2 separate regions of the Homo sapiens genome follow, and region 2 is linked to region 1. A link is a loop called in an ENCODE intact Hi-C map of the cell type or tissue named here. Cell type or tissue: CD14-positive monocyte. All regions are shown on one strand. Region 1 overlaps SPATA12 (spermatogenesis associated 12). Region 2 has its middle 29 kb from the start of SPATA12.

Evidence for each region. A loop is a pair of places that touch in the nucleus more often than their neighbours do. Peaks named below come from ENCODE experiments on the same cell type or tissue, not always from the same donor. Only the 100,000 strongest peaks of a DNase experiment are listed, where the experiment ranks them.
Region 2: a loop joins it to region 1, with 1.9 times the contacts of the local background. A loop is called at or near these places in 3 of 110 quality-filtered maps.

The regions. Positions count from the first base shown.
Region 1 is chr3:57,075,401-57,083,400 of GRCh38, reverse strand. SPATA12 (spermatogenesis associated 12) reads right to left here. Exons shown (of 2, transcript NM_181727.2): 2 at 7,969-8,000. It also overlaps a transcript of ARHGEF3 not described here. Among named protein-coding and RNA genes, the nearest start is that of SPATA12, 19 kb to the right of the region's middle. RefSeq lists silencers at 4,049-4,118, 4,599-4,738. In CD14-positive monocyte, CTCF peaks have their summits at 4,381 and 4,580; a DNase peak (open chromatin) is centred at 4,810; H3K4me3 peaks cover 1,886 bases; H3K27me3 peaks cover 5,040 bases.
Region 2 is chr3:57,028,125-57,036,124 of GRCh38, reverse strand. It overlaps a transcript of ARHGEF3 not described here. Among named protein-coding and RNA genes, the nearest start is that of SPATA12, 29 kb to the left of the region's middle. In CD14-positive monocyte, no CTCF peak of the experiment used is centred here; a DNase peak (open chromatin) is centred at 3,994.

The sequences.
Region 1 (8,000 bases):
ATGTCTCTTCCAGTAATTCCACTTCTGGGGTTTTATCTTTAGTAAGTAACTAAAAATGCGTGCTTACATTTGTTGTGCAAAGATTTTTGAGGCTGGATATGGTGGCTCATGCCTATAATCCCAGCACTTTGGGAGGCTGAGGCGGGTAGATTGCTTGAGTTTAGGAGTTGGTGACCAGCTTTGGCAACATAGTGAGAACCTGTCTCTACAAAAAAATACAAAAATTAGCTGGGTATGGTGGTGCACGCCTGTAGTCCCAGCTACTTGGGAGACTGAGGTGAGAGGATCACTTGAGCCTGGGAGGTCAAGGTTGTACTGAGCTGAGATTGTGCCACTGCACTCCAGCCTGGGCAAGACACCGAGACCCTGCCTCAAAAAAAAAAAAAAAAAAAAAAAAAAAAAAAAAAAAAAAAAGATTTTCAGGCCGGAAGTGGTGGCTCACACCTGTAATCCCCGCTTTGGGAGGCCAAGGTGGGTGGATCACTTGAGGCCAGGAGTTTGAGACCAGCCTGGCCAACATGGCAAAACCCCATTTCTAATTAAAAAAAAAAATTAGCTGGGCATGGTGGTGGGTGCCTGTGATTCCAGCTACTCGGGAAGCTGAGGCACGAGAATCACTTGAACCTGGGAGGTGAAGGTTGCAGTGAGATCACATCACTGTATTCCAGCCTGCGCAACAGAGTGAGGTTCTGCCTCAAAAAACAAACAAACAAAAAATTCATTACTAAGCATTATCCTGATAACGAGAAATGAGGAACAAACCAAGTACCAGTCGGAATTGATTATAAGAGGGCACATGCATACAATGGACCAAATGGCCTTTAGCAATCATGTTGTGGGAGAATATTTCACGACAAAGGAAAGCATTCACAATATGTTAAATGAAAAATAAAGGACACAGATTAACAGTGGTTACTGCTGGATGGTGTGATTGTGGGTGGGTTTTCTTATTCTTTGTACCTCTGCTATTTTCTATATTGCTTTACAGTGAGTAGTGTTACATAAGCAGAGGGTTTTAAATGTAAGGTTACACACAACAGACACTCAGCAAGTGTTCAAGGTACCCAGTGGTTACTAGGTGGCTGGGGCCAGTCATCTCAGAGTCCCACCCTTGACCCTGGTTGTGCCTTCTCCTGCGGCTGCTTTCCCTGAAGGTGCTACCCAGCCCCTTGCCCTGGCCCCTCTCCATTGCTTTTCTGCCTGGTGTCAGTCACAGCTCATCCTTTGCCCATCCAGGTGGGGGTTTCTTGCAGAAACCCTGGCTTCCCCAATTGATGATTTTGTTAAGTAACTGCCCTGATCCCACCCTAGCCTGATTTTTTTTTTTTTTTTTTTTTTGAGATAAGGTTTCTCTGTTAGCCCGGGTTGGAGTACAGTGGTGTGATCATGGCTTACTGCAACCCCAAACTGGGTTCAAACAATCCTCCTGCCTCAGCCTCCTGAGTAGCTGGGACTACAGAAACACACCACCACGCCGAGCTAATTTTTAAATTTTTGGTAGAGACAGGGATCTCACTTTGTTGCCCAGGCTGGTCTTAAACTCCTGGCTTCAAGTGATCCTCCCACTTTGGCCTCCCAAAGTGCTGGGATTACAGGTGTGAGCCACCGTACATGGCCTTCTCATCCTGTCTTGTAGTTTGGGGAGAGGGAACTGAACTTAAGAACGGGCCCTTATGAATAAACTGACTATTTCAAGGAGAAGAGATGACTGACCATCAGAGGCTTCTGGAGTCTTCACCAGTTTCCAAACTTTGTGGATAGACATCCACATTTCCTGCCTATCTTCTCTCTCACCCCATAAAGGACTGTCTTTGGGTGTATCACCTCTCCCCCCACAGACTCTCAGTCTGAGTCTAGGAACGAAGTCCTCCCCAACCCTAAGCCCACCTCAGGGCCAAGCACAGCATGGATAGGAGAGGGTGGGAGAGCTGCACATAGAAACCTTGTGGGTTAAATTGCTGTGTTGCTAATCTAAATATCCTACTTGCAGATGTGTCCTGCTTTCCGGAAATCCTGAATTATAAAACAGAGGAAGTCAAGGCATTTGCCTTTAGTAATAATAAAAAGGCACATTGCCTTTGGCTGTATATAGGAGACTCACTTGCCACATCATCTTTCACTCAGCAGCCAGTGTGATGTCTTCAAACTGTAGCTCACATCCCATCATGTCTCTGTCTGAACCTTTCGGTGGACAAGGTCTAATGTCTCACTTTGTCCATCAAGGCCCCTCCAGCCTCTTTCTCCCCTTACCTCCCCCGTCCATGGACTTCCAGCAGTGTGACCTGTGCTCTGCCTGGGCCAGTACTTCTTCCAGGTGTCTGTCACCACATCCTGATCCCTTGCTGCCTGGTGAGGGGTCAGTCGACTATCTCCCTCATCAGCTCATAAGCTCCATAAGGTCAGGGATAGTGTCTATCTTGGTATCCAGTCACTACTGTCCCCAGAGCCTAGCACAGTGTGTGGCATGTAGTAGATGCTCAAATAATTGTTAAATTGAATCTCATGCAAAGAAAACTTTTCTCTTTGACAAGCTTGCCTGGGTAGAACACCAGGTGTTGGCTGGCGGATCTGAAGGGACTGCTGGGCTCAGATGAGGGAGCAGGCTCTTCAGAGAGAGGAGAAGCCCTTTGCTTAGTAAATGTAATTACTTGATAAACACGCCTGGTTGTCGTAGGGATCTTCTGCTTTAGGGAGGAAGGAGAATGACAAAAGGGTTCTTGGGGAAAAGGTTGAGGACTAGGGGTCTGGACACAGGAGTTGTCCTTGGAAACGGAGTACTGGAGAGAGTGTGTTCCCTGAATAGGAAACTGGTGGGTCATAACGCATTGAGTCTGGGGTCAAGGAACCCCCAGAAGCTGTAGTGGGATGAAGTTGCAGCTGTTGGAACAGAAGTTGGTTTGCTCAAGATGCCCAGTTTCTGGCCCAAAAGGTGGGCTGCAGGCCAGGAAGAGGCCACCCAGCACTGCAAGGCTGAGCACTTGCAACAGAAGGCAGAGGTTGCTGTGAAGTAAGTCTGGAAGATCTGCATCCCAGCTGCTGCTGTCACTACAGGTGGTCTCCCAGGGAGCTCTCAACCCTCACACCCTTCCTGCACCTGCGCAAGAGTCTTAGTACTTTGGGCTGATGCTCTTTCCTCTGTAAACAGGGGCCAGACTGTGATCCTCTGGCTCTGGGGGCTGGCTTCACCTTGCTAAGCTTCGATTTCTTCATTTGAGAAGCGGGCCCGCACAGGCCCTCCACCTTAAAGGCTGTCGTTAATGTTAACTTCGATCAAGCACCTAAAATGCACCGCTGGCACATGGGGGGAACCGATGAATTTTTTATTTTTAGCATCAGAGTTTACACTTTCTTGAGCCCAGTAACTACAGTCTGGGGCATTCTTTATTTCTGATTTTAAGAGGTGGTGAAGACCGTAGGCGTTCATCTGTTGAATGAATGAATGCCTGCAGAAACTCGCTTTATTTAGAGTCCCATATTTATTTCCGTATGCACGACCCAGGCCCCTCACTTTCAGGCTCTGCGTCCACCTACAGGCCGGCGATTCCTGAGAGCTTGCTGGGCGCCGGGGTTCACGCAGCTCCAGGCTCGTCCTCATTCTCACCTCCACCGTGGAGGAAAGTGAGGCTTGGGCAAGATCTGACACACCCAAGATCAGCCCAGCGGTGGGGGTGGGGGCGCCGCGTGCAGGCTCTGGCCCTGGACCGCTAGGGTAGCCCCTACCACCCCGGCACGAGAGTCCACTCCCACTCGGGTACCTGGCCCTTGACCCGCCCTCGGGGTTTCCGCGGCGCGTTCTCTGGCGGGACAGTGGGAGCGAGGGGCAGGGCTGTTTACCCCTCCTCCGACTCGGTCAATTCTCTCCGCCTGAGTCTGATTTAGGTGGCGGCGGGGGAGGGATGTCCTGGGGCCTCCGCTCTCCTCTTTCTAGCCTCCCTGTAGACCTAGGCCGTGCATGGGGAGCTGGGGTGTCGAGCGGTGGCCGGGCGTGGCCACGTCCAAGTCCTGCGTCGCCCGGCTCCGGCGCCCGCGGGGGTCCCCGGCCCGCCTCCCGCCCACGTGGCCGGCCCGGCCTCCCCGCCCCCGGCCCCGCCCAGCCCAGGGGAGCCGCCGCCGCAGCCGCCGCCGCCGCGGTGAGTTTTCCAGCCTGGAGAGGCCGAACCAGCGCGGGGGTCGAGGTGAGTGCGGGAAGCAGTCGGGAAACCCGCTCCCGCGCTAGACCCTCCCCGGCTAGACACCCCTTTGGCGGGACACCCCCGCTAGGTCTCCCGGAGTGAGACCGTCTTCCGGTCTAGTCCCTCCTTTGCCCTGGTCCCCGAGCTGGACCCCCACTCCCACCTCCGAGTTACCCTGCTAGGTCTCGGCGTCCCCGGCGGGCCCTGAGCGCTCCCTGGTCTGGGGTATGCCCAGCGCACGGGGGCGCACTGGGCGCAGCGCAGGTGGGCAGTGCCACCGCCAGCCTCGACTAGCCGTCGCTCCTGCTGGGGACCCTGACTCTGTTCCCCGGGTAGCCCCTTGAGCGAAAATTCCCGGAGCCACTTCCGGGGAGGGAGGTGCCACCTGTCCTGGGACGCGCCCCTTTCGCTCAACTTTCTTCTCCAGCCCCGCGGGGCACCCGCAGGTCAGCGTCGCGTCGGGCGCTGCTGGTGGCGGCTCACAGGGCCGCGGGTCACTTCGCGGCGGGGGAGCCGGGCTCAGGGCGCTCCGGGCGGCGGGCGCCGTCCCAGCCTGCCTGAGGCCCTTGTCCCGGCGGCTGCATCTTGTAAACCGAGCAGCCAGAAAATCCCGAGATAGGACACCAGGGTGGAGGACGCCAAGGGGTTAAGGTCAGCGTGGGTGCCTCGCAGCCAGAGACGGGTGAGCGTTTTCTGAGGCTGGAAGCTGATTGAGCCGAGTGGAAACGGGTTCCCTTGGGCTTTGCGGTGGTGGAGAGCTGCTCTTGCACTATCAGCAGCCCCATCACGGGCTTGAATGTTGCGGAAACAGAGCGCCTTGTTCTTAGAGGACTCGGCTTGCTGGATTTATTGCCTGGCCCAGGCTTGCTTCCCGCACTGGGCGAGGACGCGAGAACTGCCAGACGGTAGTTGCCCTGAATGTACCGGTAGAAACTTATTTTTAAGCGTTCCATGCACTACCCAGGTATAACCACTTTCTTCCCTGGGGTGTGGAGAAGGGGAGCTTTGCTAGGTCTTTGTCTTAGCTGTGTAGTCCTAGGCAAGTTACTTCGCTTACCTATGCCTCAGTTTTCTCATCTGTAAAGTGGGGATGATAACAGTACAAACCTTAAAGAGTTGTATAGGGATAAAGTGCTTAAAATACTGACTGGGGCAGGGTAAATCCTCTGTGTTAGCTGCTCTTGTGATTATTATCACTGACATCTAACAGCGCGTGCACAGCCCTAGCTTCTCAATGAGGTGGGTGTGCAGGCAGTTGCTCCTTCCCCTTATTCTGGTAAGGAGCTGGTGGTGCTTACACAGTAGCCATGGTGTTCCCTTCCGCACTGGGAAATTTGAGCTTTGCTGTAACACCTCCTATGGCTAACTAGCCTTGTGCAAAGTATATCTCAGAATGTGGGATTAGAGATGAACTTTGTCAAGGACACTGTTGGGAAATGGGGTCTTGGACCTTCTCTGGAAGCTCTGGGGTGTGATTGAATGTTTGCCTCTTGGTTGGGGGGAGGGTGGGTAGATTTCACTTGATTCTTTTAAGCCTTGGGTCTCCTGACAGTCTGACATTGTCTAGTCTCTGTGAGTGTGGGAGTCTATTTAAGGGTCCAGGGACCTGATCTTGTCACCTTCTCCCACATTCATTCATTTCTAGCAGATTGCCCCCTCCATCTGTAGAGTTTTCCTGGTCTGCACCCATTTGGTATCTTTCTTCTTGGCAATTTAGTTTCTGTCTTCTGAATCTCCACAGATAAGAGCTCTGAACCTGGAGCCCCACTGAACGTCCTGAAATCTACACGAGGCACTTGAAGCACAGTTATTTTTCCAGAGGTTTCCCCTTACATTGTATTTTCCATGAGGCCTGTGCCCCAGAAAAGTGGACTCTGAACTTCTGGTAGGAAAGTGGAGGTTCTTGCCCCGTTACATCTCAATTCCCTACAAACTGGGGGCTGCCCTTTGTGCCCCCTCCCAGAACACACTTTTCAGTGGGCAATACAGGTCAGCCTTGACTTGGTCAATTAGGGGAAAGAGAGGCAGGCTGTGAGGTTAGGGACTGTTGGCCTGTGGTGAGACCTTTAGGCTGGGATGCAATTCATGAACATTTGAGTTCAAGTTTTCAGAAGACTTCTCAGGGCCTTTGCACACGCTGTTCCCTCAACCTAGCATCACTTCTTCCATGCCAGGCACTTTCTTGCCATTTTGCTCAGATGTCTCCCCTGTACAGATGGTTTTTCTGACCACTCTGTCCAAAGCAGCCCCTCCCCCATTAGTTTCTATCACACTCTTTCTTGTATTTTATTCATAGAGCTTGCCCGGGATGATCTTATTCATACATTGATTTATAGGTTTATTGTGTGCATCCACCAAGGAGAATGTAGGATTCAAGAGGACAGAGGTGTGTTGTCCTGTTGACTACTGACTCCTGCTCCATGGCATACAGCGGGTGCACAATAACTGTCCTGAGTGAATGAACACCCATTGACTGAAGTGAGGTGAGTCTAGAGAGTAGTGAAATGCAAAGGAACTGGTTGCTTGTCAGGAGCTCAGGGTTGAAAGTGACCATTAATGTAGCATACTTTCACCTCCAGATTAAATCACCTCTGCAACACCTCTTCCTAGTTACTGTTTAACCTAAGCTTGAATCCTCTAGGCACAGGGAACTTGTCATCTCCTGCAATAGCCTGTTCCACTGGAGGAGAGGGGACAGAGAACCATTGGAGGAGAGGGGGCAGAGAACCAGATGTAGTCCCTGTACCACACTGTTGAGGACGAGATGTGGCCTCCTGCATGCTATCATTCTAGTCCTTATGGTCTGCTTCGTGTTCTGACTATCCTGCATTCATCAATATCCATCTCTAAAGTTCTCTGCCATAACTAAGGTCCCTGAGCCCCTGACCAGAACTTAGTATGCTGCCCAGTCATGTCTCACCAGAGGGGGTCTGAGGCAAAGAAGCATGAAGCAGAAAGGCCATTGCCATAGTTTAGTAACCCTTCAAGGCCAAGTTATGTATTGTTCAGGCTCCTGTAACTCATTGGGTTGGAGGTGGGGGTGGGTAGGGGCTGTCTCTCTTTTGTTCTTTTCCTGGATTTTTCTGTATCATTCCTTAATCAATTTATTAAAGCAACCCTAGCTATATTTAAAAGAAAATTAATCCTTGGACCCATTTTCTTAATGGTTTGTACAAATATTCTTTAATTCATATCACTTCGCTTGCACAGGTTGAAAGTCAACTGAAAATAAGTTTTTTAATATATAATTCTAATCTATTGAGTCAGTTTCTTCATGGGATAGTATCAGCATGATGGGTGGAGTGAGGTCTGCTGTGGAGAGGTTTGGTGACAAGCTTTGCTTTCTTCTTTACTTTGATGAAAATTGTTTATTCAGTTATGAAAATGGGTACACATTTCTTTTTCTTTTTTCTTTTTTAGAGATAGGGTCTTGCTTTCTTGCCCAGGCTGGCATGCAGTGGCGTGATCTTGGCTCACTGCAACATCTGCCTCTCAGGCTCAAGCAATCCTCCCACCTCAGCCTCCTGAGTAACTGGGACTATGGGCATGCACCACCATGCCTAGCTAATTTATGTATTTTTTGTAGAGATGGGGTTTCACCATGTTGCCCAGGCTGGTCTTGAATACCTGAGCTCAAGTGATCATCTGCCTTGGCCTCCCAAAGTGCTGGGATTACAGGCATGAGCCACCATGCCGGGCCCATTTTTTTTTTTTTCTTAAAAAAAGAAGAAAAAAAAAGAGGACTGGCAAGACTGTTCCTAATTGAGGTTGTATTTACACATGTCTTAGCCACTTAGCTCATTTATTTCATTTATTCAAAAACATTTA
Region 2 (8,000 bases), 47 kb after region 1:
GTTGCATGTAGTTTCACTGAAATTGTGTCCAAAAAGAGTTTGGCCTCACCTGTCTCTACATACATAGTGTGTACCAAGCTCCAAATAACCAAACCCACCTGCAGAAGGGCCCCAGTGAGGACATGTAATCATATTCCCAGCTGGGATGACAGTTCACAACCCATAAAACCAGGGCCTATAAAACAATGACTTAAAGAACAAAGAAATTTCTCTGTAAGGTAGTAATTCTAAGGTGACAGGGGTGGCTGTGCTAGATGCAATCACAGGCCCAGGTGGTTTCTACCTTGTTGCTTTGTCATTCCAAGTGCATTGTCATCATCTGCATGGGCAGAGCTGGGTTCCAGCCCGTGGGAAGGTTGCTCATATCCTAAGACCTAGACCGAGAAGTGGCACACATCACTTCTTCTCACGTTCCACTGGGAACCCAGATATTTGGCTATATCTCCCTGCAGGGATGCTTGGAAAATGTGGTACCTGGCGGAGCGCAGTGGCTTACGCCTGTAATCCCAGCACTTTGGGAGGTTGAGGTGGGCGGCTCACCTGAGGTCAGGAGTTTAAGACCAGCCTAGCCAACATGGTCTAACCCTGTCTTTACTAAAAATACAAAAATTAGCCGGGTGTGGTGGCGTGTGCCTGTAAACTCAGCTACTCGGGAGGCTGAGCAAAGGAGTGGTGTGACCCTGGGAGGCAGAAGTTGCAGTGAGCTGAGATTGTGCCACTGCACTGCAGCATGGGTGACAGAGCGAGACTCTGTCTCAAAAAAAGAAAAGAAAAGAAAATGTTGTACCTGATAAAACTTGAATAATTATGGAAGAAGGAAATATTGGATTTTGGTGGACACTGGGTAACCCTTGATATATTCCCCTTGTATTTAATGCAGCTCTTTGTGTGTTTATAACATAAATGTACCTAGATGATAAATGTTGGTTGTTTTGCTTTTTAAAAAAGGAGACCTGAGCCTGCCATACTGAGTCTATGGACAGTTCCACAGCAATGAATCAATGCAGCTGTAGAGGAATGGAAGAAAACAAGGAAAGGTAAAAATAATCAAATAACCTAAATAATTAAAAATTTTAAAATTCCTGTATGCAACAATTAAATGAAATGGAGGGCTTCCTTTAAGCCTACATAAGTCAGTAGAGGCCATCAAGAATTTGGAGATAGTGCTAGGCATGGTGTCTCATGCCTGTAACCCCAGCACTTTGCAAGGCTGAGGTGAGAGAGGATCACTTGAGTCCAGGAGTTCGAGACCAGCCTGGGTAACATAGTGAGACCTCATCTCTACTAAAAATAAAAAAAAATTAGCCAGGCATGGTGATGTGTGCCTGTAGTCCCAGCTACTTGGGAGGCTGAGGCGGGAGGATTGTTTGAGTCCAGCTGGTTGAGGTTGCAGTGAGCCATGATCACACCATTATACTCTAGCCTGGGTGACAGAGTGAGACCTTGTCAAAAAAAAAAAAAAAAAAAAGAATTTGGAGTTAGCAAAATTTCACATATTTTCTTCCACATCTCTAATTTCTTACTAGAGATGTTTCTTTCACGTCTCTGCCAGAGGAGGAATGCCATTCAGTATGATGGGATTTTTCTAAGACTTAGAAGGAAGAGTTGGTATAAGTAGGACCAATGTGATATAGAATTAAATATTTTATTCCAAACTATGGACATTCATTCCAAAACACTATGCCCCATGCTTGGATGTGTTGTGCCAGCATTTGTGAGTGGCCAGTCCCCCAAGAGGAGGCAAAGGCAGACCCTGAGCTCTTGGCAGCTCCGTCTTCTCTTTGACTCACCATTTCTTCCTCTTTCTTATGCCTTTTTTTTTTTTAAGCCATTTGTGGTAGTGTGTGCCTGTAATCCCAGCTCCTCAGGAGGCTGAGGCAAGAGGATTGCCTCAGCCTAGGAGTTTAAGGCTGAAGTGCACTACAATTGCACTTGTGAATAGCCACTGCACTCCAGCCTGGGCAACACAGCAAGACTCCCATCTCTAAAATAAATAAGTACATTAGATAATTAAAAACTTTTAGTGTAATGTCAATAATTAAAATTAATTTAATTTAATTTATTTATTTACTTTTCTTTGAGACAGAGTTTTTGCTCTGTTGCCCAGGCTAGAGTGCAATGGTGCAATCTCAGCTCACTGCAACCTCCACCTCCTGGGTTCAAACGATTCTCCTGCCTCAGCCTCCTGAGTAGCTGGGATTACAGGTGTCCGCCACCACACATGGCTAATTTTTGTATTTTTAGTAGAGATGAAGTTTCACTATGTTGGCCAGGCTGGTTTCGAACTCTTGACCTCAGGTGATCTACCTACCTCAGCCTCCCAAAGTGCTGGGATTACAGGCATGAGCCACCGCGCCCAGCCTAAAATTAATTTTATTTATAAATAAATAAATAGATTTTCCTTGTTAAAAATACAAATGAAATCCCCATTGACTCCCATTTTCATTCCCAGCTCCTACCTCATCCCTGCCCTTCCCAGAAGTAACCACTGGGATCTACCTTGTACATTTTCTTCCATAACTTTGTTAGTTATCTAGATACGTAGAACAAAAGTCACTCTTTCCTTTCTTCCTTTTTTTCTTTCTGTTTTTAAATATGTACTGTTATACTATGCTTGTTAGCCTATTTTGTAGCCCTTTTATAAATTCAATAATATGTCCTAAAATGTTTTCAAGACATATGTGAATCTACATTTTTTTTTTTTTTTTACTGCAGCCAAGTGAATAGTATATCCACAGTACGAGGATCCAGCTGTTTATTGGGCCATTTCCCTGATGGTGGTGGTTAGCTTTGTTCTGTTTGTTGCCCTTATGGTAGTGCTGTGATGTGCTTTCTGGTATGTTCCACCTGAGCACATGGGCAAGAATTCTCTAGGGAGGTTGCCGCGGATTAGAGTTGCTGGGTCATCCTGTGTATGCCTGTAAGGTCTGAAACATCACCAGTTCATCCTCCAAAGGGCACTGCTTATCACCTGGGCACCAGATCTCCTATTTGCTCACCATCTTGCCATGCCTCAGATCTTTAGCTTTTTAATTTTGCTAGTCTTTTGGGTGAATGATTGTGTCTTTCTGTGGTTGTAGTTTCCTCTGCCTCCTCTGAACTCTGAGGTTGTTCATCTTCTTAGGACTCTGTTGCCTAGCTTCATCTCCTGATGGTGCCATAAGCCTCTGTCCCCACAGGGACCCATCCACCTATCCAGAGTCCCAGGGCCCCAGGGCATCTGGGGAGCCTGGCCCTTCCCAGGAGTGGTTGCTACGTTGTTTTCTCTTCTGAGAAGCATCCAAGGAGTATACTTATACTCCCCCAGGAGAGTCCAGCCCGGGATCATCTGCTTCTCCTTCTAACCCTAGGGGCTTCAAAGAGCCCTCAGCTGGATTTCCCTACTTTTATATCCACCACTACCATCACTGATGCCATCAGCATTGGCAACAGTTTGAGAATTTACTATGTCAGCCTCTGCGTGGATCACTTGGCCTGTTTATCTCATTTAATTCTCACAGTGGTCCTCTAAGGTAGGAAGTTGTGTTGTTTCTCCCCATTTTGTGGCCATTAGGTAACAGACAGAAACGTATTCAAAACCAACCCAAAGAGTAAAAGGAAACCAGCAAAACTTTGCTCACCATGGATCCCTGGTTTCTACCCAGTGCTCTCACTTGGAGTAACAAACAGACCCACATTTGTTGAGTGCTGAGTTCTGTTTAATGAGCATGGCTTTGGGGCCATCACGCCCATGTTTGCAGTTGCTTTGACCACACTCAGTTGTTATTCAGAATCTGTGGTATTTCCAGGGGAGAGCAGAGTTGAAAGTGATGGCTTTGTCCCTGTCCAGCATATGAACAGGGGCTCCTGCATATCACCAGTACCACTGTTCTTGGGTACCGTTAGGGATGGCAGCCTCACCCATGCCCATCCAAAATGTTTCTCTGCAAAGGGGTTTTACAAGTTGAGCATATTTGTCATGGGGATTACATATACTTCCTTATGGGGAGTGCATAAACTGAGCTGTGCAGGGAGAGGAAGTACTTCACTTGCCCTCCCCTAATCAGTCAACCTACCCTAAAATGTTTGACTTTAGGTCTTATTCTAAGATCAAGAAATTGCAGACAGAGTGCAATTTCAAATGCCTTTCTCAGCCCCCATCTTTTAGTATATATTTCAGAGACATAAAAATTTAGAGCCAGAAGAAATCATAGATTCATTGTGTTTAACTCTGCATTACAGTTTTAAGCAAACAGACCTAGAGTGATGAAATGATTGCCAAGTTCATGCTCCCACATCTCCAGGGTCTGGCTCTGGCTCTTTCCACAGCATCACAGCTACCTCTTGTGCAATTATTAGGAGACTGATCCTTTCTTCTTCCAAAACTGCCTCACGTGATCCATCCACCTCAGCCTCCCAAAGTACTGATTCAGCGGGTACTATCTTGCAGAAAACTAGCCCATTGAACGATTAATTGATTGTTCATTTGGTGGGCATTGATTGAATACTATTGTATGCACAAGTGACAAAAAGATGGGTAAGATATGAATTCTTAGGGAATTTGGAGTCTGGCATCTGTGGGGGAGAGGTAGTTGCACACATCTGAGCGGTGGTTAAGTGGAAACCCATGAATCTATGCTGGTCAGTGGGGATAATAATAGTATCTCCCACAGTGGGTCATTGGGGATGTTCTGAGTTAATCATTGGAAAGCTCCTGGCATATAGTCAGTACCCAGTAAAGACGGCATTTTTTGTTTTTGTTTGCTTATTTTTAGTCGCATATAGAGTGAAGAACCTAGAAAGACTTTTCTGTCAGGAGAATGATAGACTTATGTTTCAGAAATGGTAATCAGTAAACACAATTTCTCATCTTAGATGTATTTATCTTTTTAGTGTCTCTTTCACCTATTGGACTGCAAACCTCATGGGGCTACGTCTCACCTCTTGTGTTCACCATTATTACACAGTTTACCTCATTACTGTGTGCTTGGCACACAGTAGGTACTTACTAATATTTCTAGACCAATGAGTAAAAGGGGTGGAGTAACAAGATAGGGTGGACCTAGGATCCTTGAGATGAGGTGCTGAGACAAAGCCGACCAGCTGGAAGGACCACAGATCAGCCTGGGCCAACCCCACTTCCTCAAGGACTGGGGCTCCCTGGAATCCCTGCCCACAGGCCGTGCTTCCGTTTGTGAGATGCAGTTTTGTTACTGTGATTTATGGGCAGTTTGTCTTTTAACCAAATGACTTTATTGTGAGGAGGACTATTTGCATAGCATTTATTGACTGAGCAGTAATTTCTTGCTGCTTCTATTTCTGGATGCCAACTTACACTTTAGGGGCCCAAGAGTATAGGATTTCTAGAAGATAAATACCCTGGAGAGTGCAGTTTTCTGTGGTCATCAGTGACTGCAGACAGATAGTGCATTTCTATGCCTCAGTTTCCTCAGCTGTGTGGCAACAGAAGCAGAATTTCTGAACAGTTTCCTCAGGTGCAAAGGAGAGAATTTTGAGGGGGAAAAGTCCTTGTCTTTCTTGTAAATTCTTCCTATGAATGGACCTGTGGTGAAATGGTTGGATAGTAAGGACTTCACTTATGCTGGAGAAATGGGAAGATTTAATTTAGGTCATTTATTCATTCATTCATTTGGTCAGTCAGTCAACAAACATCCCATTACTCAGTGGCCCTCAGCACTTTGGGAAAATGCTCAAACAAGGGATTAGGCATTCCCTGCAGAGTCTTCCAGGCACGGATTATATACATATATGTCTCTTTTTCCAAAACAAAAATCTCCCCTGGCTTGCTCACCTCTTCCGTATGTGTTGAGCACCTCCTCCTTGCCGGTTCTGCTAGGCTTTACTCTCCTGGAGGGAAGGGCCTTGTCTGGTGCAGTGATGCCTGACATCCGGCCCAGGCCCTCCCCGTGTGTGGCTCTGGTGGACTGAATTGGCTAGAAGACAGAGTGATTTGTAGATGGCAACATGAAGGACTTGACCCAGAATTGCAATTTGCCCCAGCGCTGCAGGCAGTTTTCATGCTGCAGGGTTAGGCTGGTTTGTATAGTGCTCGAAGCCCTCCCCATTAGACGTGGTGGTTTCGCTGCTTGCTCTTAGCTGCTCTCTTCTCCTTGATCCACTTATCAGCTCCCATCTTGGCATTAGGCCAGGGCTGTTTTGGTCACTGATTTTTAGTAGCTTTGTTCACTGTCCAAAAGGCTGTTTGGGACCTGCTCTGCTTCCCCCACCCTCCAGAGGTTTAGCTGCTGACCTTGAGAAGCCAGAAACCCAACATAAGGGAGAGCAAGAGCCCGAGGTTTGCAAACTCCTCTGACCTTGGGCTCTGTGACCCTGGGCAAGGCGACATCTCTCTAAGGTGTCTTCTTGGAGATCCCATCAGCATTCCCACAGTCTGCTACTTAGAATATGGTTTCCTCCTTACATGATTAGGTATGGCAGGAAAAAGTGGGGTTTGTTGTCAAATTTGTTTGGCCAGTGCTGGCTTAACCTCAGTTAAATGGGGACCTTTTTGCAGACCTCATCAGAGCCTATAAAGTGTCACTGTGCATGCAGAGGTCTCTTAAGGGAGGGCAGCTCCCTACATCTGCTACTGTAGAGATCACCCCAGGGATGTGCTGGATTGGGTCTTTGAGCCTTCACCCAGTCCTTCAACTATGTGATCAGGACAATGAGGTAAGTAGATTTTTTTTTTTTTTGAGACGGAGTTTCGCTCTTGTTGTCCAAGCTGGAGTGTAGTGGCATGATCTCTGCTCACTGCAACCTCCGCTCCTGGGTTCAAGTGATTCTCCTGCCTCAGCCTACTGAGTAGCTGTGATTACAGGCATGTGCCACCACGACCAGCTAATTTTGTATTTTTAGTAGAGACGGGGTTTCTCCATGTTGGTCAGGCTGGTCTTAAACTCCCGACCTCAGGTGATCTGCCTGCCTCGGCCTCCCAAAGTAGTGGGATTGCAGGCGTGAGCCACCACGCCCGGCCCAAGTAGATGTTATTTACAGATGAGGAACTGAGGCTTATGGAGGTGAAGGGCTTGGCTGCAGTCCTGTAGCCAATGAGTGGAAGAGTTAAGCCCCAGATCTGGTCCCTCAACCTCAGGTCCTATTTTGGGAGGTGTGTGTGTGTGTGTGTGTGTGTGTGTGTGTGTGTCTTCACCATTATCTGCCCTTGTAATGGCCAAAGGCATGGATTGGAAAACATCTTGGAAGATTTGCTGCAAAGTCACTAAAAAAGCTCCTTGGTCTCCAGTGAGCATGGCTAATCCTCTACACAGCAAATTATAATGCCTGCTTATTTGGGGCACCTCCTGAGGGGCTTTTTATATACATTGGCTCCAAACATCGTCGCAACCCAGTGAACAACACATATTGTTCACCCCGTTTTACAGATGAGGAAAAAGGGTTCTTTTTTTTTTATTTATTTATTTATTTTTTTTTTATTATACTTTAAGTTTTAGGGTACATGTGCACATTGTGCAGGTTAGTTACATATGTATACATGTGCCATGCTGGTGCGCTGCACCCACTAACTTGTCATCTAGCATTAGGTATATCTCCCAATGCTATCCCTCCCCCCTCCCCCCACCCCACCACAGTCCCCAGAGTGTGATATTCCCCTTCCTGTGTCCATGTGATCTCATTGTTCAATTCCCACCTATGAGTGAGAATATGCGGTGTTTGGTTTTTTGTTCTTGCGATAGTTTACTGAGAATGATGGTTTCCAATTTCATCCATGTCCCTACAAAGGACATGAACTCATCATTTTTTATGGCTGCATAGTATTCCATGGTGTATATGTGCCACATTTTCTTAATCCAGTCTATCATTGTTGGACATTTGGGTTGGTTCCAAGTCTTTGCTATTGTGAATAATGCTGCAATAAACATACGTGTGCATGTGTCTTTATAGCAGCATGATTTATAGTCCTTTGGGTATATACCCAGTAACGGGTTGGCTGGGTCAAATGGTATTTCTAGTTCTAGATCCCTGAGGAATCGCCACACTGA